Linked DNA regions of Homo sapiens: region 2 is linked to region 1. A link is a loop called in an ENCODE intact Hi-C map of the cell type or tissue named here. Cell type or tissue: endothelial cell of umbilical vein. All regions are shown on one strand. Links, peaks and the distances in the headings refer to the core of each region. The heading gives the core; the rest is flanking DNA. Region 1 overlaps MAEA (macrophage erythroblast attacher, E3 ubiquitin ligase). Region 2 overlaps CTBP1 (C-terminal binding protein 1).

The links. Hi-C counts contacts between places; a loop is a spot of excess contacts. Peaks named below come from ENCODE experiments on the same cell type or tissue, not always from the same donor. Only the 100,000 strongest peaks of a DNase experiment are listed, where the experiment ranks them.
Region 2: a loop joins it to region 1, with 4 times the contacts of the local background. A loop is called at or near these places in 3 of 110 quality-filtered maps.

What each region holds. Positions count from the first base shown.
Region 1 is chr4:1,301,957-1,318,160 of GRCh38, reverse strand. MAEA (macrophage erythroblast attacher, E3 ubiquitin ligase) reads right to left here. Exons shown (of 9, transcript NM_001017405.3): 2 at 6,000-6,182; 3 at 2,561-2,764. Among named protein-coding and RNA genes, the nearest start is that of MAEA, 20 kb to the right of the region's middle. RefSeq lists enhancers at 217-717, 7,451-8,348, 9,246-10,143. In endothelial cell of umbilical vein, for the core only: no CTCF peak of the experiment used is centred there; a DNase peak (open chromatin) is centred at 8,650; H3K4me3 peaks cover 189 bases.
Region 2 is chr4:1,223,497-1,237,832 of GRCh38, reverse strand. It overlaps CTBP1 (C-terminal binding protein 1), which reads left to right. Exons shown (of 10, transcript NM_001012614.2): 4 at 9,490-9,634; 5 at 12,267-12,473. Among named protein-coding and RNA genes, the nearest start is that of CTBP1, 18 kb to the left of the region's middle. RefSeq lists an enhancer at 3,351-3,906. In endothelial cell of umbilical vein, for the core only: a CTCF peak has its summit at 3,718 (motif pointing right); a DNase peak (open chromatin) is centred at 4,462; H3K27ac peaks cover 2,377 bases.

The sequences.
Region 1 (16,204 bases), core at 4,782-12,781:
GCCAGGACATGTGGGCAGCACGGAGCGAGGGCCTGTGCATTGGGGGAAGCCGGGCACACGGGGCCAGGGAGGCGGGTGGGTGGGAAAGGCATGTGGGACAGGGCACCGGAGCGGACATGTGCTGGCCCACTGTCCGTCACATGAGCCTGGGCAGGTGCAGGTGAGAATGCCCTTCCCTGACACCCAGGTGGAGGAAAAATGGCACCAGATGGGGGCCACAGCAGCCCAGTGGGCAGCACGGCAGAGGCATCACAGACGACCCCGTCCAGCGATGAGAATGTTGGGTGCACACTGGAGTGGCTGCGAGTCATGACCTGGAGACTTCGGAAACTCAACAAGACTGCAGGGCACCCAGGGGCACCAGCCCCGGTCACCGCAGAGGATCAGTGCACTTTGCCATCTGGCAGATCAACTCATGGCACAGCTGTGACACATCACATTCACGCTTGTGAACCGAGACGCCATACCCCAGCGGTGCCGAGAGCAACAGTGCTGTGCAGGTCTGGGCAGATGAGGGCCTCCAGGACACGAGGACTCACTCGCTCACCCTGCCCACTGGGCAGCTGCTCGCCACTCCCCTCCTGGAGGGCAGGACGGACACCACACACACACACAAGCAGGGAGGCTGTGCAGCAGTGGGGAGAAGGCATGGGTGGGAGGGTGCCGCTCCACCCAGGGCAGCATCTGAGAGAAGGTGAACGAGGTGCGGGACAAATGCCGAGGACAAGAGCCAGCAAGAGGGTGGGGCCAGGTGGGTCTGCGGGTGAGTCCGGAGTGTGGGGCCTGCAGATGAGTCCGGAGTGTGGGGCCTGCAGATGAGTCCAGAGTGTGGGGCCTGCGGGTGAGTCTGGAGTGTGGGGCCGGGTGGGCCTGCAGGTGAGTCTGGAGTGTGGGGGCTGGGGTGGGCCTGCGGGTGAGTCTGGAGTGTGGGGGCTGGGGTGAGCCTGCGGGTGAGTCTGGAGTGTGGGGGCTGGGGTGGGCCTGCAGGTGAGTCTGGAGTGTGGGGGCTGGGGTGGGCCTGCGGGTGAGTCTGGAGTGTGGGACCGGGTGGGCCTGCAGGTGAGTGTGGAGTGTGGGGGCCGGGGTGGGCCTGGGGGTGAGTCTGGAGTGTGGGACCGGGTGGGCCTGCAGGTGAGTCTGGAGTGTGGGGGCCGGGGTGGGCCTGGGGGTGAGTCTAGAGTGTGGGGCCGTGGTGGGCCTGCAGGTGAGTCTGGAGTGTGGGGCCGGGTGGGCCTGGGGGTGAGTCTGGAGTGCCGCAAGGCTGGGGAGCTGGGCAGGAGCGTGACAGGAGTGTGGGGGAGGCTGCAAGCCAGCAGGGCGTGCAGATGGCTGCATGGGGGCGTGAGTGTGGCCCCATGGGCACCCGAGGCCTTGGACTGCACAATGTGAGGCCGCCTCCAAGGCTGGGAAGGGAGCCTTGTGCTGGGGTTGAATTCAGCCAGGGCTGAGGCCCATGATGCCCCAGGTGGGAGCCACACACATGTGGGTGGGATTTAAGCCGTGGAAAGAGAGAAGACCCCTGGTTAGACAGAAGCAGGGAGGAGGTGGGCTGAGGAGCCGTGGCAGGGAGCAGCATGGGAGGGAGGCCTGTGGGGCCAGGCGCATGGCTGGGCATGGGGAGGCTGGGCCCGGGACAGGGCCATGGGGCACAATCCTCTCGCACAAGTCCTGCCTGAGAGGTTCTCAAGTGTTGTCATCTCAGTCAAATGGAACACGGACGCCACCTTAACCCGAGTCAGGTGAGGCTGTGCTCCCACAGCAGGATCTGGACAGGGGCAAGGGCGACGGGCCCAAGTGCTGGTCTGGGAGGCTCCAACTGCCATGGGCCCCCACAGCAGTGGACAACTGCCCGATGGCAGAGAGGCCGCCCCAGCTAACCTGGCCCAAAGGTGCCAGAGGGCAGCACCGCCCAGCGTCTGCTCAGCTGTAGCCACAGAGGGCAAGGGTGCCACGTGTTTCTACAGGGTGCCACAGAAAACACGGAAAACGCACCCCGCCTGAGATAAAGGCAAAGCTCTCACGAGGAAGCAATGGAGCATGTGTCAGCGCAAAACCCGGGGTACAGGTATCGGGCGGGAAAATCCTAAGCAGGATGTGTGCAGACACCACAGGGAAATGAGAAGAACCTGGAGAGCCGCTTAGACACTGACTTCCTGCCTTCAGAAGGCTAAGTCCCAGGTGCGTTTCCACAAAGGGTCAGGGCCTCTCAGCTGGGGAGGAGGCCCTCACCACAGCGCAGACACACACACGGGGTGGGGGAGAAACACGCACATTGGGGGGGGGGGGGCACACACACGGGAAGGGGACACACGCACACAGGGGTGGGGACATGCACATGGGGGGAGGGGGACACGCACACGGGGAGGGGGACACACACACACACTGGAGGGGGGACACACGCACACGGGGGTGGGGGGAGGGGAACACAAGCATACGGGGGTGGGGGGAGGGGAACACAAGCATGTAGGGACACAGGCATGCCGGGGGACATGCCACAGGGCGGCTGGCCATAGGCCTGGGGCCAGCTGGGGCGCTGTGCCTGCGTCTGGCGGGCACCCACCTCGATGCCGCTCTGGCGCGCCAGCTTGACAGCCGTGTTGTAGTAGCCGCAACGCAGCAGGTGCTCCACCATCATGCGATCCATGCGCTTCCTCTTCCACACGCTGGCCGCCGCGGGCTGGTCGCTGCTATGCTCTTTGAGGTGCTCGATCCGGCGCTTGCACAGCTTGGCGCTCTCGTCCTCGGCCTGGATGGATTCCACCGCCTGAGCCACACACAACAGAGGCACGTTCAGGACAGGGATGCCCCGCAGCCCTGCACCAAGGGAGGCCAGGCTGCCCCAATCCACAACACTCACAAGGAGAAAAGCAGGGATTACGGGACAGAAAAAAAACCGTGCTCTACCGAGTCCGCTAGGCAGGTGTGCCTGGCCCAAGAGCTGCAGACGGAGGCAGTGAAAATCCACCACCCTGGATCTGCAGCTTCTCTCTGCTATTTCTGGCTTTATATTAATATACCCTGAAGCCATGTTGCCAGATGCATACAATTTCAAATTTGCTATGCCTTTCTGGTTAAACTGTTTATCATTATAAGGTGACTTTAAAAAAATCTTTTGCAATACTTTTTTTCTTAAAGTCAATTTTGTTAAAAATGAATCGGGCTAGATAGAAACGTTCCAGGCCTGTGCTGCCCAACACAGCTGCCACCAGCCCACGTGGCTGCCACACACTTAAGGGCAGTGGTGCAACTGAGGAACTGAATTCTTCGCTAAAAATTTGACAGCACACACGGCGACTGACTACTGGACAGATCCAGGATCCGGGCTGGCTTCTTTCAGCACATTCTACCAATTTTGGCTTCCAACTGCTGTGCAGAAATCAGCTGTCCGGCTGTCTGTTGCCCCTTTGGAAGTCATCTTTTGCCCTCAGGAGCTTTTCAAATATTTCTTTGTCTCTGTTTTCTTCAGTTCCACCACGGGAAAATCCCATGTCGGTTTATTTTCACTTACTCTGTGTCGGATTCTGACCTGGTGGTACTCATCAGTTCTGAAACCTTGGTCACTCTCCCCGCACCATCTCTGTCCCCACCCACTGGTGGGCTCTGGTGAAACATGCCACAGGTTTCTGCTCTATTCCATGCTTTACTCTCGCAGCCACTTTGATTTTTCAGTCTCTGTGCTCCATTCTCGATCACCCTCCAGTTCACTAATTCTGTCTTTAGCTTTGTCTGTTAACTGTTAAACTGTTATAGGCAAATGTTGAGTTTTTCATTTTTGGTTATTATATTTCCCATTTCTTGAAATTTTAGTCCCTTTTAAATTCTGAATTTTTTTTTTTTTTTGGAGACAGAGTCTCTGTGCAGGCTGAAGTGCAGTGGTGCGATCTCAGCTCACTGCAACCTCCAGCTCCTGGGTTCAAGTGATTCTCCTGCCTCAGCCTCCCGAGTAGCTGGGACCACAGGCGTACACCATGCCCGGCTAATTTTTTTGTATTTTTAATAGAGACGGGGTTTCGCCATGTTGGCCAGGCTGGTCTTGAATTCCTGACCTCAGGTGATCCGCCTGCCTTGGCCTCCCAAAGTGCTGGGATTGCAGGCGTGAGCCACTGTGCCTGCCCAATCACTTTTTTAAGACAGTGTCTCACTCTGTTGCCCAGTCTGGAGTACAGTGACACAATCTCTGCTCACTACAACCTCGACCTCCTGGGCTCAAGCGATTCTCCTGCCTCAGCCTCCCAATTAGCTGAGACTACAGGTGTGTGTCACCACGCCTGGCTATTTTTTGTAGAGATGGGGTTTTGCCATGTTGCCCAGGCTGATCTCAAACTCCTGGGCTCAAGCAATCTACCTGCCTCGCCCTTCCAAAGTGAGCCACAGTGTCCAGCCTTAAATCACTTTTTATACTGTCTGTTCCCTGCAGAGACTTTCAAACTTTTTTTTGAGATAGGGTCTCGCTGTCGCCCAGCTAGAGTGCAGTGGCATGATCGTGGCTCACTGCAGCCTTGACCTCCTGGGCTCAAGCAATCCTTCTGCCTCAGCCTCCTGAGTATCTGCTGGGGCTACAGGAGGGCACCAGTACGCTTGGCTATTTTTAATGTTTTGTGGAGATGGGGTCTCCCTGTGCTGCCCAGGCTGGTCTCAAACTCCTGCGCTCAAGTGATTCTGCTGCCTCAGCTTTCCACAGTGCTTTCCAGGTGTGAGCCACCGCGCCCAGCCTGCTTCTGTTCTTTAAGCACAGTAAGGTGTGGCACCTGGCAGCCCCTGCACCTGCAGTCCGTGCAGCCCTCTGTCTACTGCCTGCTGGGTCTCCAGTCCATCGTGGTGTCTTGAGACAGGGTCTCACTGTTGCCCAGGCTGTCTCTGTGCTGGACGTTGTACTTGAAAACTGAGAATCTAAGAATCATCTTATGCCCATATTGAAGGTATCCTCCCCAAGAAAGAATCTGAATTGACTCTGCCCGGAGCTGGAAGGCACCACCAGCCGGGACCACCTCACCGGAGTGAAGGCTGAGGGTCTCCAATCATCCCAGTCCTCTGAACGTAGGCTGCAATGCTGTGTCAACGCCAGTCCACTTCTGGTACACCCCACGCTGAGCTGTAGTACCGTGGGGTCCCACCTTCTCTCCACTGGGCCCCACTTTCCAAGGCTTGGGTCATCGGTCCTCACCTCCATCTGGCCTGGCCAACACTCCAGGGGACAACAGCAGTCTCTTGCTGCTCACCTCTGACCCCTGCCCTCCGGTTCTGGCCTGGCGATTCCTTTCGGTTTCATGGTTTATTGGGTATTTTCAGTGCGACGTTTCAAGATATCTCATCCCACTTTCTGGGTGTCTTCAGTGGGCCAGATTAGTCCCAAGGCCCCTGTCCACCAATCCCAGTGACAAGGAACTCCACATGCTCCTTGGAGGTGAAATTCCATCTAAAAATAATCGATCAGGCCGCGTGCAGTGGCTTACACCTGTAATTTCAGCTTTGGGAGGCCAAGGCAGGTGAATCACCTGAGGTCAGGAGTTCGAGACCAGCCTGGCTAACATGGTGAAACCCTGTCTCTACTAACAATACAAAAATTAGACGGGCGTGGTGGTGGGCGCCTGTAGTCCCAGCTACTCGTGAGGCTGAGGCAGGAGAATCGCCTGAACCCCGGAGGTGGAGGCTGCAGTGAGCTGAGATCGCACCACTGAACTCCAGCCTGAATGACACAGTGGGACTCTGTCTCAAAAAAAAAAAAAAAAAAAAAAAATCAATCAACCTGCTATACATCCTGGTCTCCCTGTGGCCTGGACTCTGGACACTCCTGGAGCAAGACAACACGGTCCCTACAGGAACAGGAAGCTGGCCTGCTCAGCCGACAGTGGCCCCAGAAGGCAGACAGCAGGGAAGGGGGCCCCCAACCGCACCTCCCGCGTTCCCATCATTGCAGCTTGCCTGTCTTAGGACTCATTTTCGAGACAAAAGGGGTGTCCATGCCCCAGACTGAAGAGGGACCGCCAGGCGGGACCAACCTTCCTCTTGAGGACGCTGAGCTTCTCCACCACGCCGTCCAGCAGGCTGACCACGGAGTCCACGGCGGGGCAGCCGCTCAACGTCTTCTCCAGCTCGGCCACCACCATGGTGACGTGGCTGGTCTCCCGGTCAATGTTCTTCTGAGCGGCGCGAAAGCGTTTGTTCAGCGTCTCGTAGGGCACCTGGAGAGGAAGGAGGATGGTGAGGGATCTGCTCCCCTGGTGTGAGCCCCACCAGCCCCACACCCAGGACACACCAGGTCTCCTCATGGCACTTGTAGAGGCAGAAGTCTCAGAAGGTTCATGGTCTCAAAAGTATCTACTCTAAACCTCAACCAAGACCCACAAAAGCCCTGCTGAACGGAGAGCCACTCCACATCCCTGGATGAGAAGCAACCCCAATTTTTGCCAAAAACATTGTACGTGTATGTTGACAAAATAATCCCAAAGTTCATCCAGAATAACGAACAGTTAAAGAAATTTCCAAACAGGAGAGGAGTGACCGGGGTGTGAGGCTATCAGACGGTAAAACACAGGCCTGGCCGGTGATCAGCCAGGCTGCTGCGGCTGCAGGCGCCACCACACGAGGCCAGGCCGGGCAGGGACAAGGGTGCATGGGGCGTGGGCTCCACACGGGCTGGGGTTGGGCACAGCAAGCCTCACACACGCACGGGAAGCCACAAGTGCACGACCCACACCTCTCCTGTGTGACAGCGTTTGCCTTCCCCAGTCGTAAGAACCATCCATTCCCTGTGGAAATAAGCCAATCAAGGAGAATCTTAAAGTCGTTGTTAGTTTTCTGTCCCTCTGAGAGAAGCGCTGCTGAGTTCTTCTCCGCCCGTTTCCTGTGCTCTACGGTTTGAAAGCGGCACGACAGAATCACGCCCCAGCGCTCCCCGGCCTCCGTGGCCGGGCTCCCGCAGGAAACACCACCTGCGGTCCTGGCTGCACTGGTGGCCGGCAGCTCACCACACAGCGCATCAGCAACACGGCCGTGCTGCCGCCCAAGAGCAGTGGGCCCAACTCTGCCGTCGCAGCTGTGCCAGAACAAGCGCTCCACCTCGCCTCCTCTCCAGCCGTGCCCAACCATGGGAGGACAGACTCTCGGGTACCGCCTGCTCCCCCGGCCCTGGGCACGCCTCGACCTCGTGTCAGCCACTGTGCTTAGCCGTGAGGCCACGTGAGGAAGGCAGGGCTGCAGTGAGGGAGACCTGGACGCAGCTCAGCGCTTGGGCTTCCCAGAAGTAGGGACAGCCAGGGCAACAGAGACAGGACTGGCCTCAGCCGAGGAAGGAGCCACACAGCAGGGCTCTTCCCTAGACTCACTTTCCCCCCGAAAGCAGGGGCAGGAGGCGGGTGGCAAGGCCGGCCCTGAGCCCGTTCCCCCGGCTGCCACTCCCCACTCGGCCTGGCCCCAGCTGCCCTCCACTCAGACATCCCCCAGCGCCGACGTGGACCCACCGCGGGTGACAGGGTGCACACGCTCTCGTCCACACCAGACAGCCACACAGGAGGCTTTGCAAATGGCAGCCAGCATCACCGTCTGCTACCGAGCAGGACTCACCCTTGCTGGTGAGCAAATGAGTCAGGATGTTGAGAAGGAGGGCAGGGAAGCTATCAAGACACAACACGCTTAACCAACTCACAAAGCAGTGACAACAGGAGACGGACTCGAAGCCAGGCACCGTGTGTGGCATCTGGAACCAAGCTTGCTGGTGCCACGCAGCCTGGGGTCCCATCATCCACACTGCCTGCCTTCAAGATTTCTCCCAAGGATTCGGCACTGCTTAGGAAAGACGGGAAAGATTCTTTTCGTCTGCTCTACATCTAGTGGATGGGAAGTCACAGCAGACAGCACTTCAGCTCTCCATAAATACCTGACCAGTGCAAGCGAGCTCAACGAGACCCACTGGGGAAGGCCCCCCCGAGGCCCTGACACCACAGCCCGACACCGGCCTGCAGGACTCTCCCACTGGAGACCCTATCTGAGTGTGTCCTGCCACGAGGTGGAATTTCTAAAGGACGCAAGGCATATACTCAGTCTTTGCTCTGCCTGTGCAGGCGCCTCACAAGAGCAGGACAGAAAGTCTTCGCCATTAGACCATTAGACAAAGCGGCACAACCACCCTCGCTCGCGCGGAGGAACCCACACAGCATCCGCACACCAGCACATTCCAGACCGCCACCAGAAAAGGAAAGGCCTCTCTGGACGTCCCTTAGCTGCATTCAAGTTCTACGCGGGAACGGGGCCTTTCTGGACTTTCCAACCCCTGCCGGGCCGTCCGCCTCACCGCGGTGCTGACGCTGCTCAGGCACAGGGCAGAGCTCCGGGCAGCTGGTGTGCTGCAGACAGGAACCCTTTGCTCCCAGTGCAAGGGAAAAGGCCCTGCCCAGAACGCGCCACGGTTACGCAGAACGCAGGCATGAAGGAGGCCGGGGAGGGGCTCACCGGGGCCACGGTGTCTTCACAACTGGAAGACCCCACCTCCCTGCCAGTGGCTCTCAGGGTCCACATCCAGCCGCTTACTCCTCAGGCCTCCCACGCCTCTGCGCACGCTCCTCCCACCTCCCTGCCTCTGCTCCTCCTCCAGCGCTGGCCCGGGGCTATCCAATCTGAGTTCAGGGGATGAGCGCAGCACCCCCTCTCCCTCCAGCAGGGCAGCTGCTGACCCAGACAGCAGCTCCTCCCCACATCCACGCCCCCCAGAGGAGCCAGGCCAGCCCCGGAAAGCACCGCCTCCTCTTCCGGGGGACTCAGCACGTGACTCCGGGCCCTAAAAGCTCCCCTCCACTGGCCTGGGCTGGCTGGTTAGCAAGAGCCCCTTCACAGGCTCCTTAAAGGGCATTTGGTGACCGAGTGAGTGGAATTTCAGAAATGCTAAAGACTCTAACTCGAGCCAAATTATCACTCAAGAATGAGGACAAACTGAAGTTACTTTCAGATACGCAAGGGCTGAAAGCTGAGCACACACAAACCTTCCTGGCAGAAAAACTACTCAGAAATATTGCTTAGTGATCAAACACAATAAATCCGTGGACAAAGACAATGTAAGACACAAGAAACAGCAATGCAGAGAGGGGCCAGCAGATTCTAAGACACAAGAAACAGCACTGCAGAGATGAGCCCGCAGAAGATACAGCTCGCCCAAATGAGGACAGGCAACCTCACAGACCGTATCATAGGAAGAACAGTGAAAAGGGGCAAAGCATTAAAAATAGATTCCTAATAGCACAGGCAACAGAAAGAGACAAATGGGACTACATCAAACTTAAAAACTGCAGAGCAGGAAAAACCAACAGAGTAAAAAATGGGAAAAAATAGCTGCAACCCAGGGATCTGCATATGGAGCTACTATCCAGAATGCACTTTTAAAAACGCCTACAACTCCACAACCAAAGGAAATATCCAATTTTAAAATGGGTGAAGGACTTAGACACTTGTACAGAGAAGATAAACCAATGGCCAAGCGGCACATGACAAGATGCTCCACACGACCAACCACTGCTCAGGAGACACAAGTGCAGACGTGAGGCATCACCTCGTGCCCGTTAGGACGGCGATCACTCAACACCGAAAGCTATGCCACGGCAGGAAGCGGAGCAGCGGGACACGCGTGCAGTGCCAGGGAACGTGCCCGGCGCAGCGTGTAGAGCAGCGAGGCAATTCCTCAGAACGTTAGGCACAAGGCTCCTGAGTCCCCAGTAGGCCACGAGAACTGAAGGCAGGGTCCCAGGAGGTATCTGCACACCTGTGTTCATGGCAGCCACGAGGCAGAAGCCACCCACATGTCCATCACCAGGGGAATGAAGAAAGAAAACGTGGCAGTCACACACCACATAACGACATTTTGGTCAACAACAGACCGTGCAGGTGATAGTGGTCCCATTAAGATTAGGATACTGCATTCTCACTGCACCTTTTCTATGTTTCGATGTGTTCCATGCAAAACACCACCGTGGAACAGCTGCCTGCAGTATTCAGTGCAGTGACATGCTGTACAGGTTTGCAGCCCAGGAGCCACAGGCTGTACCACGGTGCGGGCGTGCAGCAGCCACACCATCTGGCTCCTGTTAGTTCATTCCACGATGTTCACACCGCAAAGTCGCCTAACGATGCATTTCTGAGAGTTTTTCCATGTAAGTGACACATGACCGTATCTGCACAGGTAATGGTTCATTTCAGGCATCAACTTGATGGGATTTGGGATACCTAGAGAACCTGTGAAGCATTACTTCTGGGTGTGCCTGTGCGGGTGTTTCCAGAGGAGACTGGTGGGTGAGTGGGAAGATGTCCTCCAGGTAGGTGGTGCCATCCAGTCCGCTGGGGCCCAGACAGAACAAGAAAGTCAGAGGATAAGCAATTTCCTGTCCCTCCTGGAGCTGGGATCCTGCCCTTTGGCATCAGAACTCCAGGGTCTCTGGCCTTTGGATGTTGGGACTTACACCAGCATCCCCCCAGGGTTCTCAGGCCTTTGGCTTTGGACTGAGCCACGCACCAGCTTCCCAGGGTCTCTGGGGTGCAGGTCTGCTGCGGGACTCAGCCTCTGTAATCACACAAGCCAGTTCCCCAATAAATCCCCTCATCTACCTCTATATATTATGAGTTCCGTCCCCCTGGGGACAAGTAACACAATACACAGTGGAACAGTATTCAGCCTTTTAAAAGAAGGCAATCCTCTCACTCACTGTAACATGGGTGAACCTTGAAGACATTATGCTAAGTGAAATAAGTCAACCATGAAAAGACAAATCTGCTAACTCTGCTTGTATGAGGTATCTCACACAGTCCAACTCTTAGACACATAAAGCAGAATGGTGGATCCCAGGGGCTGGGGTGGGGAGGAGGCAGTTTTGTTCAATGGCTATGGAGTTTCCGGTTTGCAAGATGAGAGGGTCATGGTGATATAGATGGTATGACTGTACTGTGTGCTTACGGAACGGTGTCTACGCTATAAATGGATAAAGTGGTTGCTGTATAAAATGGTTGATGGCAAATTGTATACATATATAACAGTATCTTTTTAAATTAAAAAATGTTAACAAAAATTCTAATGAATTTTGATAAATGGCACCTGACTGCCAGACTTCTCATAAAGCTAGAGTGCTGAAGCCAGTACAGCACTGGTCTAGGAATGGATGCAGGGGTCAATACAGGGTGGGGAACCCAGAAAAAGACCCACAGGCAGGGTCCATTTACATACAGCCAAGGGGCCAAGGCAACTGAGGCGAAGGACAGTCTCTGCAACAGCCAGGACAGGGAAGGGATGGCCCTCAACCCAAACCTCACATCCCATGAAAAGTGCCTCCGAATGGATCACGGACCTAAACACAAAAGCTCAAACTGTGAAACTCCTTAGAAGGAAACAAGGGAGAAAATCTTTGCATCCTTGAGACAGGCAACAATTTCTTAGAAGGATACAAAATGTACCAACTGTAAAAGAAAAATCCATCCTCTGAACCTTATCAAAATTAAAACTTCTGCTCTTCAGAAAACAATGTAAGAAAGTTAAGAACACGAGCCATGGACTGGGAGAAGGCCTTCACAGCACAGCTGACAAAGGGCTTCCATCTGGAATACAGCCAACTCCTGCAGCCTCAGTATTACGACAAGCAAGCCCCCCAACCCACTTTTCTTTTCTTTTTTCTTGAGACACAGTCTCACTCCATCACCCAGGCTGGAGTGCAATAGCGTGATCTCGGCTCACTGCAACCTCCGCCTCCCGGGATCAAGTGATTGTCCTGCCTCAGCCTCCTGAGTAGCTAGGACTACAGGTGCCTGCCACCTCGCCCGGTTAGCAATCCCATTTTTTTAATGGGGAAAAGGTTTGAACAGGAACATCACAGAGAAGTTCTATGAAGGGCAGGTAATCTCCAGGAAGACGTGCAACATCATGAGTCATCAGGGAAATGCAAATTAGACCACAGCGGAAAGCGCGATGGTGAATTTTATGGGTCCATTTGACGCTGCCAGGTTCCCCAACAAACATTTGGCCAAGTATTATTCTGGGTGTGACTGTGAGAGCATTCTGGGATGGGATTAATATCTGAATGGGTAAACTGAGGAAAGCCCACAGCCTTCCCCGTTGGGGAGGGGCCCTGCCCAATCTGCTGAGGACCTGAAGGGAAAGGCAAGGCTGGGTAAGAAGGAATTCCTCCTGTGGGCGGGGCATGGTCTTTTCTGGCCTTTGCACTTGGACTAAAACCCTGGCTCTTCTTGGATCTCCCGCCCGCCCGACAGCTTCCGGGTTAAAACTGCTACTGTCAGCCCTCTTGGTTCTCAGGCCTTGAGACTGAGACTGGAACTACATTTCAGCTCTCCTGGGTCTCCGGCTCGGGACTTAGCTTTGATAACTGCACCAGCCAATTCTTTGTGACACAGCTCCTTACACGCACGCGTGCGCACGTGCACGCACGCACACTCCCACACACGCGTGCGCACACACACATGTGGGTGCCACTGGCTCTGTTTCTCTGGAGAACCCCGGCACCCAGAAGAACAGTTCCAAGTCAAGAGGCCGCCACCACATGCTGGTGGAGCCGGGATACCTGGACTCTTGCTGGCAGCAGTTCTGATGATCCTTCTGGAAAAAGCGCTTAGTTCTTTAAAAGGTAAAGACACCTACCAGATGACTCAGCCATTCCACTCCCAAGAAAAATGGACATACAATATCCACATACAGGTGCAGGAATGCTTGTTCACCACAGTTCCAATTGTCCATTGACCAGGATGGGTAAACAAACCACGGTGTGTCCACACCGAAGAGTCCTCCAGCAATCAGACGGAGGGCCGCGCCGCCTGGAAGCAGCGGGGCACAGCAGCACAAGCAGGCTCCACTCACAAGGCACCCTCACCAGGGCCGGGCTCACCTAGTGCAGCGGCTTTCCACAGGGACCACTTGCTCCCCAGGGGACACCTGGCAATGTGTGGAGACCTTTTTGATTTGCCACAAGTGGAGCATGGCTGTGAACTGGGCAAACCGCAAGAGGAAATTAACTGGAACAAAGAAAACCTTAACGATCCACCAAAAAAAAAATGAAAAAATGAAGACAAAAGCATGGGAAATAGAAAGCAAAATAAGATGGTGAAGAGAAGTCCACGGTATTAATAATCATCATAAATCTGGATGGCTATGGAAAGACAGAAACATCAGTACAACTTTTTTGTTTTTAAAACATCTCTGAGAAACCGAAGCAGATAAAAAAAGGATAAAGCCACAAAGCAGTACCATTCAGTAGAGTATAGCGTGAGACACATTTGTATAGTTTCAAATTCAATAGAGTATAGCGTGAGACACATTTGTAGAGTTTCAAATTTTCTAGTAGCCATAGTACAAAGAAACACATGAAATGTGTTTTAATATATTTTATTTAACCCAATTTATCCCGAATATGTTCATTTAAACACTTAACATAAATTACCAGGGGCCGGGCGTGGTGGTTCATGCCTGTAATCCCAGCACTTTGGGAGGCCGAGGTGGGTGGATCATGAGGTCAGGAGATGGAGACCATCCTGGCCAACACGATGCCCCCGTCTGTACTAAAAATACAAAAAAATTAGCCAGGCGTGGTGGCGGGTGCCTGTAGTCCCAACTACTCGGGAGGCTGAGGCAGGAGAATGGTGTAAACCCAAGAGGCGGAGCTTGCAGTGAGCAGAGACCACGCCACTGCACTCCAGCCTGGGCGACAGTGCGAGACTCCGTCTCAAATAAATAAATAAGTAATTTTCAGGGCCAAGCATGGTGACTCCTATCTGGAATCCCCGTGCTTTGGGAGGCTAAGGTGGGAGGACTGCTTGAGGCCAGGAGTTGGAGACCAGCCTGGGCAACATAGAGACACCCCCGTCTCTACAAAAAAAAATACAAAATAAACAAACAATAAATAATCATTAGATATTTTACATTCTTTACCCTCTTTGTACTAAACCTTTGAAAGCTAGGGCATACTTTACATTGACAGCACACGACGATTTGGACCAGCAACATCTCAAGTGCTCAACAGCCACATGCGGCTCACAGAAAACACACTGGTGAGGTGAAGGAAACTGGAGCCACACGACTGACAGGGGGAGGAGGGTGCGTGGGGTTTGACGGGAGCTACAGAACCTGGGCCTCACCCTTCAACCCAGGTATTCTACTTCTATGGACCTGGACTAAAAACTCCCGACTCCTGTGTGCAGAGCTACACACCACGGACGCCCCCTGCCCTGCCCGACCCCCACCCTGCCCTGCCGGACCCCCCTGCCCTGCCCGACCCCCACCCTGCCCTGCCGGACCCCCCTGCCCTGCCGGCACTGTGCAAGCATGCTCTTCAGTTGTCTATTAAGCTGAATCATACAAAAAATCCCAATGTCATTTTTAATTTTACCAATTTTTACTGATACAATTCACAGGCCGTAAAATTCACCCCTTTAATATGTACAATTTAGTAGTTTTTAGAATAAGCACAAGGTTGTACAAACCACTCTACTTCTAGATTTTCATCACTCCAAAAAAGGAACCCGCTGTAGTCCCCTCAGACCCAGGCAATCAACCACCAACCAATTCCATATAAATGGAATCACACGTGATGTGGACTTTTGTATCTGGCTTTTCTCACTTAGCATGTTTACCAGGTTCACCTGTGATGTGGCATACAGCGACGCTCCACTCCTCTTCATGGCTGAATGGTCTTCCGTGGTATTCGTATACCTATTTGTTTAGGAATTCACAACTGATGGACCTTTGGCTGCTATCGAGAAGGACATGACATTCTTTTTTTTTTTTGAGACAGAGTCTCACTGTCGCCCAGGCTGGAGTGCAGTAGTGCGATCTCAGCTCACTGTAACCTCTGCCTCCCCGGTTTAAGTGATCCTCCTGCCTCAGCCTCCCAAGTAGCTGGGACTACAGGTGCACGCCACCATGACCGGCTTTTTTTTTTTTTTTTTTTTTTTGTATTTTTAGTAGAGACGGGGTTTCACCATGTTGGCCAGGACGGTCTCAATCTCCTGAGCTCATGATCCACCCGCCCCAGCCTCCCAAAGTGCTGGGATTACAGGCATGAGCCACCACACCCGGCCCGAGGATGACATTCTTAAGAGTTTCTACTGGTCTTGGGGATAAGCTGAGGAGGGGAGCTGCCAGGTCCTATGGTAACTCCGTGTGTCACCTGAAGAACGGCCAGGTTGTTTTCCGAGGTGGCTGCGTATGAGGATTTCAATTCCCCACATTCACACCCAACAACTCGCCATTGTTTTTGCTACAGCCCTTCTGGTGGGGTAGGAAGCAGCACCTCACTGTGGTTTTGGTTTGTATTTCCCTAAGGATTAATGATGTGCTTAGTGGCCATTTGTATATCTTTGCAGAAGTTTGCTAAAATTGTGTGCTCATTTAAAAAATGTTTTCTTGGCTGGGCGCGGTGGCTCACGCCTATAATCCCAGCACTTTGGGAGGCTGAGGCGGGCGGATCACGAGGTCAGGAGATCGAGACCAACCTGGCTAACACAGTGAAACCCCGTCTCTACTAAAAATACAAAAAAATTAGCCGGGCATGGTGGCAGGTGCCTGTAGTCCCAGCTACTTGGGAGGCTGAAGCAAAAGAATGGCGTGAACCCGGGAAGCGGAGCTTGCAGTGAGCCGAGATGGCGCCACTGTACTGCACTCCAGCCTGGTGACAGAGTGAGAATCCAACTCAAAAAAACAAGTTTTCTTTTGCCTTTGTATTAATGAACTAGAAGAGTTCCTAACCTATTCTGAATACTAAACCCTTAACAGATATATGACTGGCAAACATTTTCTCCCTGTTCTGAGCAGCTGTCTTAGTCAGCTCAGGCTGCTGTAACAAAAATATCACAGACTGGGCAACTTAAACAGCAAACACTGATTTCTCACAGTGTAAAGTACTTTTGTTGCATCTATTGAGATGATTATGTGGTTGTTGTCCTTCATTCTATTAATATGATACACGACATTGATTTTCACACGTTGAACCAACTTTGCATTTCTGGGGGAAATCCTACTTAGTCCTGACACATAATCCTTTCTATATTTTGTTTTCTTAGATTTTCTTAGTTTTCTAAGATTTTGTTGAATATTTTGGCATCTATTTTCTCTCATCTGGAACAATGGTCTATGGTTTTCTTGTGATGTCTTTGTCTGGTTCAAGGTTATATCAAAGTTATACTGGCCTCATAGAAGGAGGTGGGATGTAATCCCTCCTTAACTGTTTTT
Region 2 (14,336 bases), core at 510-8,509, 76 kb after region 1:
ATCAGGAGGTGGACACTCGTTTTGCCCTGTGCCCCATCAGGAGGTGGACACGGGGTTTGTCCTGAGCCCCATCAGGAGGTGGACACGGGGTTTTCCCTGAGCCCCATCAGGAGGTGGACACGGGGTTTGTCCTGAGCCCCATCAGGAGGTGGACACGGGGTTTGTCCTGAGCCCCATCAGGAGGTGGACACGGGGTTTGTCCTGAGCCCCATCAGGAGGTGAACACCGGGTTTTCCCTGAGCCCCATCAGGAGGTGGACACAGGGTTTGTCCTGAGCCCCATCAGGAGGTGGACACGGGGTTTGTCCTAAGCCCCATCAGGAGGTGGACACGGGGTTTTCCCTGCACACCATCAGGAGGTGAACACCGGGTTTTCACTGAGCTCCATCAGGAGGTGGACACGGGGTTTGTCCTGAGCCCCATCAGGAGGTGGACACGGGGTTTTCCCTGAGCCCCATCAGGAGGTGGACATGGGGTTTTCCCTGAGCCCCATCAGGAGGTGGACACTCGGTTTGTCCTGAGCCCCATCAGGAGGTGGACACCGGGTTTTCCCTGAGCCCCATGAGGAGGTGGACACTCGGTTTGTCCTGAGCCCCATCAGGAGGTGGACACTCGGTTTGCCCTGTGCCCCATCAGGAGGTGGACACTCGGTTTATCCTGAGCCCCATCAGGAGGTGGACACTCGGTTTGCCCTGTGCCCCATCAGGAGGTGGACACTCGGTTTCTCCTGAGCCTCATCAGGAGGTGGACACGGGGTTTTCCCTGAGCCCCACACTCGGTTTGTCCTGAGCGCCATCAGGAGGTGGACACTGGGTTTGCCCTGTGCCCCATCAGGAGATGGACGCTCGGTTTCTCCTGAGCCCCATCAGGAGGTGGACACGGGGTTTGCCCTGAGCCCCATCAGGAGGTGGACACCGGGTTTGCCCTGAGCCCCATCAGGAGGTGGACATTCGGTTTGCCCTGAGCCCCATCAGGAGGTGGACACCGGGTTTGTCCTGAGCCCCATCAGGAGGTGGACATTCGGTTTGCCCTGAGCCCCATCAGGAGGTGGACACCGGGTTTGTCCTGAGCCCCATCAGGAGGTGGACACTTGGTTTGCCCTGTGCCCCATCAGGAGGTGGACACTTGGTTTGCCCTGTGCCCCATCAGGAGGTGGACACCGGGTTTGCCCTGAGCCCCATCAGGAGGTGGACACCGGGTTTGCCCTGAGCCCCATCAGGAGGTGGACACGGGGTTTGTCCTGAGCCCCATCAGGAGGTGGACACTCGGTTTGTCCTGAGCCCCATCAGGAGGTGGACACCGGGTTTGCCCTGTGGCTTCTTGATTCATTTTCAGTTTTTTCCCAGAGAGCAGGTCCTCGGGATGCCAGCTTTTGTGGCGGGGGTGGAGTAAGGTGCTTCCCCCGGCCCCAGTTGCGCGGCGGTCTTCACACGGGCGGTCTCGGCATTGCCCGCGGCCTGGCTTTGGTCCAGCAGTGAGCAGCCTTTGGGCAGCTTTCCTGATTCTTGTTTGCTCAGGAGACCCACAGGCTCCTCCGTGATGAGAACTAGGTTGGTCTGGCTTCTACTTGTAGCCAGGGATCAGTGATTCAGAGCAGCTTTTCCCTGAAGACAGACGAAGAAGCTGGGCCCCCAGGAGCTCACAGGATAGGGCCAGGCCCAGGCTGCAGCCTGGAGAGGCCTATAACCTGCAGGAACGGGCGGGCCTTGCCAACTCTGGCCTGGGGTGTTGGCTGTTCTGGAAGAAGTAGCTGAGAGGCTGAATTTGGCTTTGGTGGCATCACTGGCCTGCTGGGTGTGGGGCCCTGCCGGGATATCCATGGCCTGAAAGGTGACATCTGGAGTGAGGGTGACCTGGACTCTGACGCGCCACACGATCGGCACCCAGCCTGCTGATGTCCAGGAAACCTTGAATCTGGATTTTTGGGGACCCCGCACTGCCGGCCCCAGGTGCCTGGCAAAAGAAGTAAGACGGCCCCTTTAGAGGAAGACAGCGTCAGCCGAGGCCTCGGGTCATTTCTACAAATCACCATCTGGTGCGGGGTCCATCACATGCAAACAGAGGTAACCAGGCAGTCAAGGAGATGCGCAAAACGCAGAAGCCAGGGAAGCAGTGCCACCCGCAGGAGCTCCCCGTGCTGCCCACGAGCCGATCACCCCAGCCCAGCCCCCAGGAGGCTGGGCCAGACACCGACGAAGAGCTGATGACTCTGGAACGGGGCGTAGCAGCGTTAGGGGAGAAAATGAGATGCGGATCTGAGAAAACGGCGAAGCTGATCGGTGGAACTGAGGGGCGGGTTTACCAGCTGACCAGGCGGCAGCGGACAGGAGGGAAGGAGAGAACGCGGGAGAGGGCGAGATGAGGAAGGGTCGCTCTTGCAGAAACTTCAGAACAGGAGAGGGAAGGGGTTGGAAGTGATGATGACAGCAAAACCCTTTCCAAAATGGACGGAAGAAAATCTGATGTTAAAAATGCGCGTGGTCTGCCGGGAGCGTCTGCTGGGGCGTTCGCTCTGGAAGATTCTTCATGGTTTCTCACACGGGTAGATGCGTGCTTGTAATGCAGCCCAGTGGCCACACTCCTTTATCCCGGAGACTCGGAATGCGCGTCCACACACAGACCTGCACGTCATGCTCCCTAGCAGCTTAACTCACCATAGCCCAAACCAGAAGGACGCCCCCCACCGGCTGTCCTTCAGTGGGTGAGTGGCCAGGCAAATGCTGGCCACCTCCCTCGGTGTCCTCCTCAGCAACAGGCATGAACGCTGGGTCCCTGCCACACCCTGGGTGATCTCGGCAGCATGATGGCGAGTGAAGAAGCTGGTTTCAAGGGGTGCACACTGTATGATCTCTTCATCCCCAGGTGATAGGATTAGCGTGACGGAAACAGTGGCCCGGGGTGTAGGTGGGGGGGCCGCCGGCAGGCCGGTGTCTGGAATCGGCACATGGGCACGTTGGCACGTCACGTGGGCATGTCCACACGCATGCAAGGGGCTGTGGGTGAACTGCCCGTGGTGCACACCTGAGGGAGTTGTGTGGCACCAGCTCGGTTTGGACAGTGCCCTTTGTTAGGTACGGTTTTCTCATTGGGAAGCTGGATTTGTATTAAAGATGCACACGTAAGAATAAAAAAGAGGCTCGTAGAAAACTTTTGGTGTCGTAAACAATACTCAAACAGTTTTGCCAACAAATTGGAAAGCTAAGGCAAAACAGATGTTTTTCTAAAATTGCAGTAATCCCAAACTGCCTTGACAGGTTCATATAAAATGCAGATCAGTGGTTGGGGTGGGGCCGGCGTGGGCCCTGGCATGAGACAGACTTCCTGCTCCCCACCCAGGCTGCACAGCCCAGGGCAGAGAAAGGACAACATAAATACACAGAAAACTGCCCCAGGGGATGCAGCTGGATTCTTGGAAGAGACGAGAGTGTTGGGAACCGTCCTGGCATCCTGGAGGGGCCTGAAGCAGCCCCTAACCAGAAGCAGAGCCGGCGCCACAGAAAGGAGCCCCCAAGAACTAGGAGAGCTTGAAATTAAAAACATGAGTGAAAATCTCATAAAAACAGGAAGCTCAAAGACACAGGGACATTGCAGAAGCCAGAGAGGTGAAGAGAAGCCGTGACCTCCCGGGGCTGTGTGTGGAGTCTGCAGGGGCTGCCTGGATGCCGAGTCCGCGTTTCGCAGTGTGTGGTCCTGTGGGAGGACTTGGCTGCCCACGCTTTCTTGCCACTAGGGGTGGCCAAAGGATTGAGCTCCAGAACAGAGGGGAGCAGGGCCTCTCCCTGCCGTCCCCTCCTCGTCCCTGCTGGCTGGAACCCGGGGTAGCCACCTTGGACTGTGAGGGGAGCCACGTGCTGGGAACCGTGGAGCAACAAGGCAGGAGGCAGGGACCCTCGTGGCTGTGGAGAGGGCAGCGGGGCCGCAGGCTCCCTGTCTCCAGGCTTTGGCGTGGGAGGAAACTGAACACCTGCTTTGTGTGCCACTGTTAGTCAGGAATTCTGCCTCCTGGGGCAGAAACTTCCCGCATAGCTGGTTGGAGGTCGCCGCCGTCTGAGTGCCGTGGAGGGAGAGAACGTGATACCGTCAGTGCGGTCACAGGAGGAGCGGGAAGAATGTCGGGGCCTGGGAGGCGCCCCAGTGTTCAGGTTCAGGACTGGGATTTTACTGATACCACGGGTGGGGGATGTCACCCACCGGGACACAAGACTCAGCCCAGCCCCACTCGCCTGCTTTGGAATTTCCACAGGAGAAGGGTTTTCAGCCCAGCACTGCACATCTGATCAAACTGCTGAGCAAGAAAAAGGAAGCCCTGGAGCCTGGAGGCTGCGTCCGGTGTGGGCTGCGGGGCCTGGAGCGGCAGGGCGGCTCCGGGAGGGCACAGGACGCAGTGGCCTGCGAGGACCTGCAGCCAGCTGGACAGTTGCACTCCTGCAAGACAAGCATCTCCACGCCTTGGGGGTGGGGAGGCCACCAGAAAGCTCCGCCAGACAGAGGTGCTGGGGCTGTGCAGGAAACGAAGTGATTAGAAATCCCGGAAAAACACACAAGCAGGCGTTGTCATGGTGACTGGGAAAAACACACAAGCTGGCGTTGTCATGGTAATGGAGTGTAGGACAGGCCTGGAGCCCCTCGGTCTCTTGCTGGCGGCTGGCACAGAGACGGGCTGCCGTGGGCTCTGACCTTAATACCGGGTCACAGTCGCTTCTAGGACCAAGAGGACAGAGACCCCATCACCGTATGCAGGGGCCTGTTTCCAGGCAGACTGCCCAGTGCCCAGCTGAGCCTCGGGTGCAGTGCGACCCCCGCAGGGCATGTCCAGACCCCAGGACCCCCTCTCAGGTCTAGAAGATCCAGTTGGGCAGTGTTGGTACCACCAAGAGTAGACAGGACAGAGGATCAGAGACAATCCCACCCAGCAGGACCCAAGGACTCAGGCAGTGGCTTTTCAGGTGTGTGGGCCGAGGACTGGGGAGTCGGTGAATTCTGGGGCCCCTGGGGTGGCCGTTCAGGAACTGCAGCAGCTCCCCCCACCACAGATGCTCGCTGCCTACTGAAGCGGCCACGTGTTTGAATGAAGAGCAGTTAGAGGAACGCTTGCAAGAGAATGTGTTTATTACCTGAGGTTATGACAATACAGAACATACAATGTTTTCTGTGGAAAATGTGATACTACAGAGGAAAAGGTCACTTTAATTAAATGGCAATTAGAAGTAACAGCATTGCAAGGTGGGGTGCAGCAGCTCACGCTTATAATCCCAGCACTTTAGGAGGCTGAGGCGGGTGGATCACTTGAGGTCAGGAGTTCAAGACCAGCCTGGGCAACATGGTGAAACCTCGTCTCTACTAAAAATATAGAAATTAGCCACGCGTGGTGGTGCGCGCCTGTAGTCCAAGATACTCAGGAGGCTGAGGCAGGAGAACCTCTTGACCCTAAGAGGCAGAGGTTGCAGTGAGCCAAGATCGTGTCACTGCACTCCAGCCTGGGCAACAGAGCAAGACTCTGTCTCAAAAAGGAAAAAAAGAAAGAATGACATAGCAAAATAAATTTAAAAAATAAAAACGGGAGAGGTAGGGGTTGGGTATTTTCAATTTGTGTGCCAGCCTAAGGGTGAATGTCTGATAACACTCAGAGCTGGTGCAGGGGCTGTGCCTGTCATCCCAGCGTATCCAGAGGCCAAGGCCAGAGGATCGCTTCAGCCTAGGAGGTCAAGGCTGCAGCGAGTCATGATTACACCACTGCAGTCCAGCGAGGTCCTGTCTGTAAAATAAGTAAATGAAAAAGTTTATATATTCAAAGACTCCTCCCAATCAGTAGAAACAGAAAAATCCCGACAGAAAATGGATGAGGGCGGTGGCGTTTGGTACAGACAGAGCGGTGTATGAGAACCGGGGTGCGCCTCCTGGGTTCTCACAGGTGCAGCAGGCACCGCCGGTAACCCCTGGCCTGGCCTGCGCTGAGCCCTGCACCAGCCGTGCTGAGGGAGCCTGGGCCTGGCCCTTCATGTGGGATAGAAACGGCCGTGCCGGTCTCGATGGTGCTTTGGCAGTTTCTCTGGAAATCTGAAACCTGCGGTCTTCAGCCCAGCCCCACCCTGGGCCTGCATGTGGCTGCGTGTCGTAGAGAAACATCTGCCCTGATGGTGACCTGATGTGAGCAGCAGTTTCACAGAGTAAGCCACCCCTGTGCACGAGGTCTGGAAAGGTAAGTGCGACGTCGAGTCCTGAGCACAGAAGCAGGTGGCAGAACTGCATGGCAGGAGGTGGGCTTGGCGGGCCCCTTCCTGACCCCCAAGAGCCAGCTGCCACCAGGAGCGTCCTGGGGTCTGTTTCCAGCCCGGTGGCAGCCGAGCTTCCTGGGCACCCAGCTTTCCCCAGCCTGCTCTGAGCACTGGAGTTGAGGGCACTGAGCAGAGTGGGGCTGAGCCCCTGGCGGTGGAGGGGACACATCAGTGGGTGTTGGCTTGAGGTGGTTTCTGGGAGGCTGCTGGGCCCCGATCTAAAGGGACACACCTGGCTGCACCCACCTCCTGCAGACTTTCTCCGTGGGAGACCAATGCAACAGGCGGGGTGGAGCAGCCACGTGGCAGCCACGAGGGGGAAAGGAAGGTAGACCCTGAGGCTGAGCCGCTGTGGCACCCTGGCCTGTGGACCTGTGGATGACGTGGCCGCCACGTGGTAAAGCGCACATGCTAGCAGCTGTGGCCCTGCAGCTGAGCACAGGCCAACCTGGTACGTGGTGGAGGTCGGGGCATGGGGTGCCCCAGCCATGTTCAGATTCCTGTAGTGAGAATGCTTTCACCTAATACTATGTTGTTAAACCTGTATTCAGTAGGGAAAAGGGCAAGGACCTGAAAAAAGTGTATTAAGAATCGTGCACAGGCAAGTGATGAAAGCCTCGTCGGGGAGGCAGCTTGCGCTTCACAGCTCAGCTGGGTGGGCGCGCCCGGAGCCCAAAGGAGGGCCCTTGGCCGGCGCACGCTTCGGCTTCTCCGAGCTTACCTAGATGAGATAGATTTTCATCACGGAAGAGCCGATGCAGGAAGCAACCTTAAGGCTGCGCGGATGAATATTCGTCATATTCACGTGAATCTGATCGCTGTCTCCTCCGAATGTGCGGGAGGTGACGTGCCGCGGTTCAGAATCGACTTTTCGAGGCCCGTGGCCAGTGCTCCGGGTGAAAGCAGGCTGTTGCCTGCGTACACACAAGCCTGTGTGGTGTGGGTCTGTCCAGCCTGTCCATGCCGAGCCTCTGCACACACACTGTGGAAGTGGCCCCTGCACATCCAGCTGCCCAGGCCAGCCCCCCGGGCTCACGTCTGGCACCAGGCCTGTCCCTGACCCCAGGGCCCATCTCCCACTGCGCCTCTGCCCACCGCTCGCATGCGCAGCCCCTCCTGCCCACAGTGGGTGCCGACGAAGCTTCATCTGCAGGTGACTCTCTCTTAGCTGCGGCTGCTTTGCCAGGCTGCCCGAAGCACCTCCTTGGTGTGTGGGCGCCCATCTCCAGTCCACGCAGCGCAGGGGTCTTCCTGGCCGCACCGCTCGCCTCCACCACAGCTGTGCACCAGTCGCCCACTGCTGGCCTCTGCCTGCCCATGCTGTCCTTGTGGCCTCACCCCGTCCACACTACGTCTGGTCAAGTGTGGTACACCAGGGTTCACCCCGTCCACACTGCATCTGGTGCACCAGGGGTCACCCCGTCCACACTGCGTCTGGTGCACCAGGGGTCTGCATGCATGCAGCCTCAAAGCCCTCCCAGGAGGCCCGGGGCAGCCATCAGCCCTGTCCATGAACTGATGAGTGTTACACACACCTGTTCCTCTGTGGTCCGGGTAGATGCCTCCCTGCCTCCTGCAGCCGAGGTGCTCCAACCTTCCCTTCTTCCTGGAGAATGCCCAGGCTAGCCCAGGGCTCCCCTCCCCTGCTGCCCAGCCTCTGCTGTGGCCCTGGTCTGTGTGGTCCTCCATGGTCCTCTCCTCTAGGTCCCCTGCGGTGGGCAGGAGGGAAGGGAGGCTGTGCCAGCCTCAAAGGGAATCATCTGTTCTGGCTAAGCTGGAGGTCCGGGCACTGTAGGAGAAGGGGTTGCAGCTGGGTGGTGAGCGTCTTCCTGGGGGCTGCCCTCACCCTGCCCACGTATGCCTGCCCAACACCAGCTGCTCTGCCCAGGACCCAGGCAGGGTCAGCTCCCACAGGACGCCCTGCGGTCCAGCAACCCAGGCACTGCCGCCCGGGATCCACAGGCTCCATGCTCGGCAGGAAGGGAGGGAAAGACGCCACCTAGGCCCCGGCAACCTCTGTGCTGAGCCTGCGCCATTGATCCGTCAGGAGTACCTGGGGCCCCGCTGGACAGGTGGTGGGTGGGAGTCATGTCCACATGGGAGGCTCACTGGTGTCTCCGGGGACTCGGACATGCCCATGTGGACGAGGCCTGCATGTCCTGGTGTCCTCAGCCACGGCTGTTCGCACAGAGCATCTCTGCACCCGTGGGTGGGCGTTGTCATGCACGGGAGTGTGGGATGGACGTGTGCGGGTGGATGTGTTTGGGTGTGGGTGGATGCGCAGGTGGTGCACACACATCCCCACCCTGTGCCCAGTGCTGCACCTGGTTCTTCGGCCTAGGGCACTTCCTCCACCTGTGTGCCTCTGCACCCCACACTGCCCCTGCCCTCCCTGGGCTGGGGGTAACTGGGAGCCCTTGGCAGGGTGGGGTTGGCCGTGACCACAGCGATGCCATGTACTGGCTGAGTGGAGGCGCCAGGGTTGGGCTGCTGTGCTGTGTGCCAGGTCTTTGTTCGCGGGAGCTGTTCCGGTCTAAGAGTTGTCATGGACACTGAAATTAAAAACGTGACTGTTGTGAACACTGCTCAGACCCAAGCCTCGCCAGCCAGGGGCAGCATTTCTGGGCAGGTTCTTGGGCGACACGGGGGCAGTGCATGCTCCTGTGGATGTATCCTTACGGCTGGGTGGCGTCTGCCTGCCTCCGCCGACGTGCTTGTGTGCCGCGGGGACTTACCACTTTCTACCTGCATCCCCGGGCCTGCAGGTCTCAGGTTCCCTGGCCACCCCACCCAGCTGCACCTGCTCAGTGTCCTTCCTGGGTGTGGCCGCACCCCCCCTCCTGTGTCCTCGCCAGGCGGGACCCCGTTTCTTCCACAAGGCTGAGCAGAGTCTCGGTGGGGCGCACGCTCAAAAGGAGACATCTCAGCCACCACAGTGGGGAGCGGGCAACTCTGACCAGTGCCGGCCTGCAGCCTACATGCGGCTGAGGAGGCTGCGGTGGGAATTGCTGGGACTCAGGACGCCTGGGCAGAGGTTGAGGGGCCGCGCGTGGCGGGGAAGCCTTCATGTAGCCTCTCCCAGTGTCCGGGCTGGTGCTTGGGGAACAAGCCTGAGGGCCACAGGCTAATTTCCCAGCCGGGGCAGCCCCACCCCCGAAGGCCAAGCCCGAGGGTCTTCAGGTTCCGGGCTGAGCCTGTGTGCTTTCTCGCTGCAGGTCCTGAACGAGGCTGTGGGGGCCCTGATGTACCACACCATCACTCTCACCAGGGAGGACCTGGAGAAGTTCAAAGCCCTCCGCATCATCGTCCGGATTGGCAGTGGTTTTGACAACATCGACATCAAGTCGGCCGGGGATTTAGGTAGGCCGGCTCCGAGTTCTCTCCTGTGCCCATTCATGCAAGCTCCGTCCCGTCTTGCTTCGTCCATGGAGGCTTCACTGCCACACTGAGGACCCCGTTGCACATTGCCTGGTGTGGCTGGCGGTGGTTCGTGGTCCCGTCTGGGGCCGGCATGAGGTTGCAGCCATTCAGTTCCTCACAGAGCCTCATCTCAGGGCACTTCCTCTCTTTTGGGCAGCAGGAAATCCAGCTGTGGCTTCACACAGGTCTGCATGCATGTCTGGCTGGTGCCCCTTGCTTGGGTACTGGGACCCTGGGGGTGAGGGCAGGGCCGTCAGTGTATGGCTGTAATAGGGCTCATAGGTCTCTGTCCCGAGACACAGCGGGAACAGCAGCGTGTTGCAACCCAGTACGTGTGCACTCAGCACACAGAACACACACGTCTGCACCTGTGCACTCAGCACATGGATCACGCACACTCAGCACACAGAACACACACGGAACACGCACATCTGCATCCGTGCATGTGCACTCAGCACATGGAACACGCACACTCATCTGCACCCATGCACATGCAGTTAGCACACGGATCTTGCACACTCATCTGCACCCGTGCACATGCACTCAGCACACGGATCACGCACACTCAGCACACAGAACACGCACATCTGCAGCCATGCATGTGCACTCAGCACATGGAACACGCACACTCATCTGCACCCGTGCACATGCACTCAGCACACGGATCCTGCACACTCATCTGCACCCGTGCACACGCACTCAGCACACGGATCACGCACACTCAGCACACAGAACACACACAGAACACGCACATCTGCAGCCGTGCATGTGCACTCAGCACATGGAACACACACACTCATCTGCACCCGTGCACATGCACTCAGCACACGGATCACGCACACTCATCTGCACCTGTGCACACGCACTCAGCACATGGATCACATGCTCATCACACAGAACACATGCACCTCTGCTTGTGCACTCAGCATATGGAACACTCATGGAACACGCACGTCTGCACCCGTGCACCTACACGCACATGGAACATGCACATGTGTCTGCATCCATGTACAGACACTCATTAGAACAAACTTGGGGCGGTGCTTGGCCGTCCTGCTTGGAGCGCACTTTCTGTTTTCTGCCAGGCTCGGTCTGTTTTTTCTCCTCCTCTCGATGCTGGTAACAGGCGAGGTTGTACCCTGCCCTTGCCCACAGTTGGCCAGCGCCTCACGGTTTTGCTTCCCTTTTCCTAGGATACAGTTTATGGCATTGCAAAGTTGGAACCGTCTGTGTTCCTGCGGGGGACGCAGGTGGTGTCGGAAGCCATGCCTCCATCTGGGGGTCTCCTGCACTGGCTTCAGCTGCTTCCGCCGGCGCCCATGGGCCAAACCTGTGTGCCAGCCTCCTCCCGCCTTTGTCTCTGTGGTGGCGTCCCAGGAAGGGCCGGCTGCGGTGTCGGGTGCAGGCCTGGGTGTGTGGTGTCGGGTGCATGCCTGGTGCTTTTTGAGGGGTCCCTGCTGTTTACCATCTCTGTTACCCGTGGAGTTTCCCAGGCCTGGGCTCTGTTCTTCAGCCAGGGATGGTCTGGGGCACCCCTGGGATCTGGCCCACCCTCAGGAGGTCTTTGTTCCAATCTCGTGTGGCGCCTGGCTTGGCTCTCCCTCAGTCTCCCTTGTTTAACATTTTTACGTCCAAGTGAGTTGTGTCTAGGGGCTATGCAGCCCCTGCCTGCGCCGCCCCACATCAGGCCCTCTCCCGGCCCCCGGGACCCCTTGCGGAACCACACGGTCCTGTCCAGCTTCCGGGCCTATGAATGCAGCCCTGTCCTGGCCTCCTGCCCCCTCCTCCTCCCCAGGGAGACGGATGGCCAGTCGGACACAGGAATGCAATCATCCGGATGGGGTGGGAAGTGCCGTGCAGGGGCGGCCCTGGCCAGGGACAAGCCAGGGATGAGGGTAAATAGGCTCAGGGAGGGGCACTGGCTGGGGAAGGGCCTGTCTCTGGGGACAAGGCCGGGAGCGGGGAGTAGGGGTCACACATGGGCGTGCCTGGCCACTCGGGAGAAATGGGATGGACTTGCTTTCCAGGAATGGCTCCAGCTTCAGTGTTACCGACTGCAGGGGTGGGGCATGGAGGGCGGAAGGGGCTTCGGGGCCCGGCTGGGCCTGGGGGAGGCCTGAGGACATGTGCGGATGTCCACGTAGGGGTGTGCAGGCGGGGCCGGCACCCAGATTCTGACCTGGCCACAGCCTCCCAGCAGGGTACCCCCGAGAGGAATCGGGGTGGCGAGGTGACGCGGGGAGACACGTGCTTGTCTCTTCCTGGGCTGCCAGCGCTGAGTCGGGAGGGGTCAGGGCAGCGTCTCACACCCCAGCCCTACCACACACCGAGCAGTTGCCGTGTGTGTGCTGCCACGTGAACCTAAAGTGGAGGTGGGGCTCCTGGAGTTGCTCTGTTGCGCCCGACCTGTGAGCAACGTGTTCATCTCGTGGCCTCCCGGGGTGGCCTTGGGGACACGGCCTTTGGCTTCTTCCTTGGGAAGCTTCAAACCCGCTCCAGTCACGGCGGCCCCGGTGTCCTCCCGGAGGCTGGGCCCGGCCCGGGGGTGACCGCCGTGTCCTTGTCCCCACAGGCATTGCCGTCTGCAACGTGCCCGCGGCGTCTGTGGAGGAGACGGCCGACTCGACGCTGTGCCACATCCTGAACCTGTACCGGCGGGCCACCTGGCTGCACCAGGCGCTGCGGGAGGGCACACGAGTCCAGAGCGTCGAGCAGATCCGCGAGGTGGCGTCCGGCGCTGCCAGGATCCGCGGGGAGACCTTGGGCATCATCGGACTTGGTGCGTCGGCCGCAGCTCCACGCCTGTGTCCCTCCCTGTGTCTGGCGCTGCCGCTCTTCAGCTGTGCCCAGGAGGAGAGGCCCGGGGCGGGGTGGGGCTGCTGCAGGTGTCGGTCCCAACCCAGGACAGGACTGAGTGCGCACAGGCACCAGGGCCCGGGAGTCCCAGGCGTGTGCCCTACGTGCACGGACGTCACAGCACACGTGGGTCTCACACAGGCACACACAGATAACGTACACGGATGCCACAGCACACACAGCCTCACACAGACATCACAGCACGTGGGTCTCATGGGCACATGCAGATAACACACACGGACGTCACAGCACTCACATGGGCTTCATGGGCACATAGATAACACACGGATGTCACAGTACACAGCCTCACACAGAAATCAGAGCACACATGTGGGCCTCACACAGACATCATGGCACACACAGACATCACACACCGATGTCACAGTACACATACTGGCCTGCACGGATGTCATAGATGCCACAGCACACATGTGGGCCTCACAGACATCACAGTATACATGACCTCACGGGCGCACACAGAAATCACACATGGACATCACAGCACAGACGTGGACCTCACGGGCACACACAGATAACACAGATGTCACAGCACACAGCCTCACACAGATATCACAACACACCCATGGGTCTCACACTGGCCTGCACGGACGTCACAGCACACAGGGCCTGCACAGATGTCACACACAACACCACAGCACACATACAGGCCTCACACAAGACATCGTGGCACACACAGACATCACACACGGATGTCACAGCACACACGTGGGCCTCACGGGCCTGCACGGATGTCACACGCCACAGCACACGTGGGCCTCACAGACATCACACACGGACATCACAGCACACACAGGCCTCATGGGCACGCACAGATAACACACAGATGTCACAGTACACACAGCCTCACACAGCACACATGGGTCTCACACAGGCCTGCATAGACATCACACGGACATCACAGCACACACGTGGACCCCACACAGACATCACACATGGACATCGCAGCACACACATGGGCCGCACGGGGACATACAGATGTCACAGCACACACACACGGGTATCACATGGCACACATGGGCACCACACATGGATATCACACCATACACATGACCTCACATGGACACACATTGATGTCAGTCATGGGCACGTACGCAGATAGATACCGGCATATGTGTGGGCACGCACATCAACCACGGTCTAGCATGTGCTCGCCCCTTGAGTCCCCTGGAGCTGGCTGTGTAGATCCTGCTGGGGCCGGGGTTCGGGCAGCCGTGGGCTTCCTCCGTGGTCACCAGCAGCTGCCCCTGGCGCTGGCCCTATCCCCGGGGAGTGGTTTGCCTTTCAGCGACCCCTCGCTCTTCATTTGCCCACTCGCTTTGCAGCCGCCTATCCTGGGCCCAGCACTGTCCTGGGTCCGGCATGCAGCGGTGAACCGGCCCCACACAGCCAGGCCCAGGTTGAGCTCAGAGCGGCAAGCGTGTGCATGTTTGTGCACGTGTGTGTGTGCGTGTGTGAGATCCTGGGAGTAGAGCCATGTCTTAAGGGAAAGTAGAGCTGGGAGAGGCCAGGTGAGGGGCCCCGTGAGGGAGGGGGAGCATCTGGGCGGGGCCCAGGTGTGGGGTGGGAAGGTGCTCCCTGAGAGGGTGGGCGGGGGTGGTGTACCTTTTCTGAAGACTCCCTGGACACCTTGGCCCAGCTGCCTGTCTCCCCAGATCGCGGGTTCCTCAGGAGGCCCCATGGGGATGCAAGGGCCTTGCCATGCCAGGGACTCCCCTTGACCGGCCGGCCCCCCGCTTCCCAAACATCCAGGCAGCCCACTCCTGCT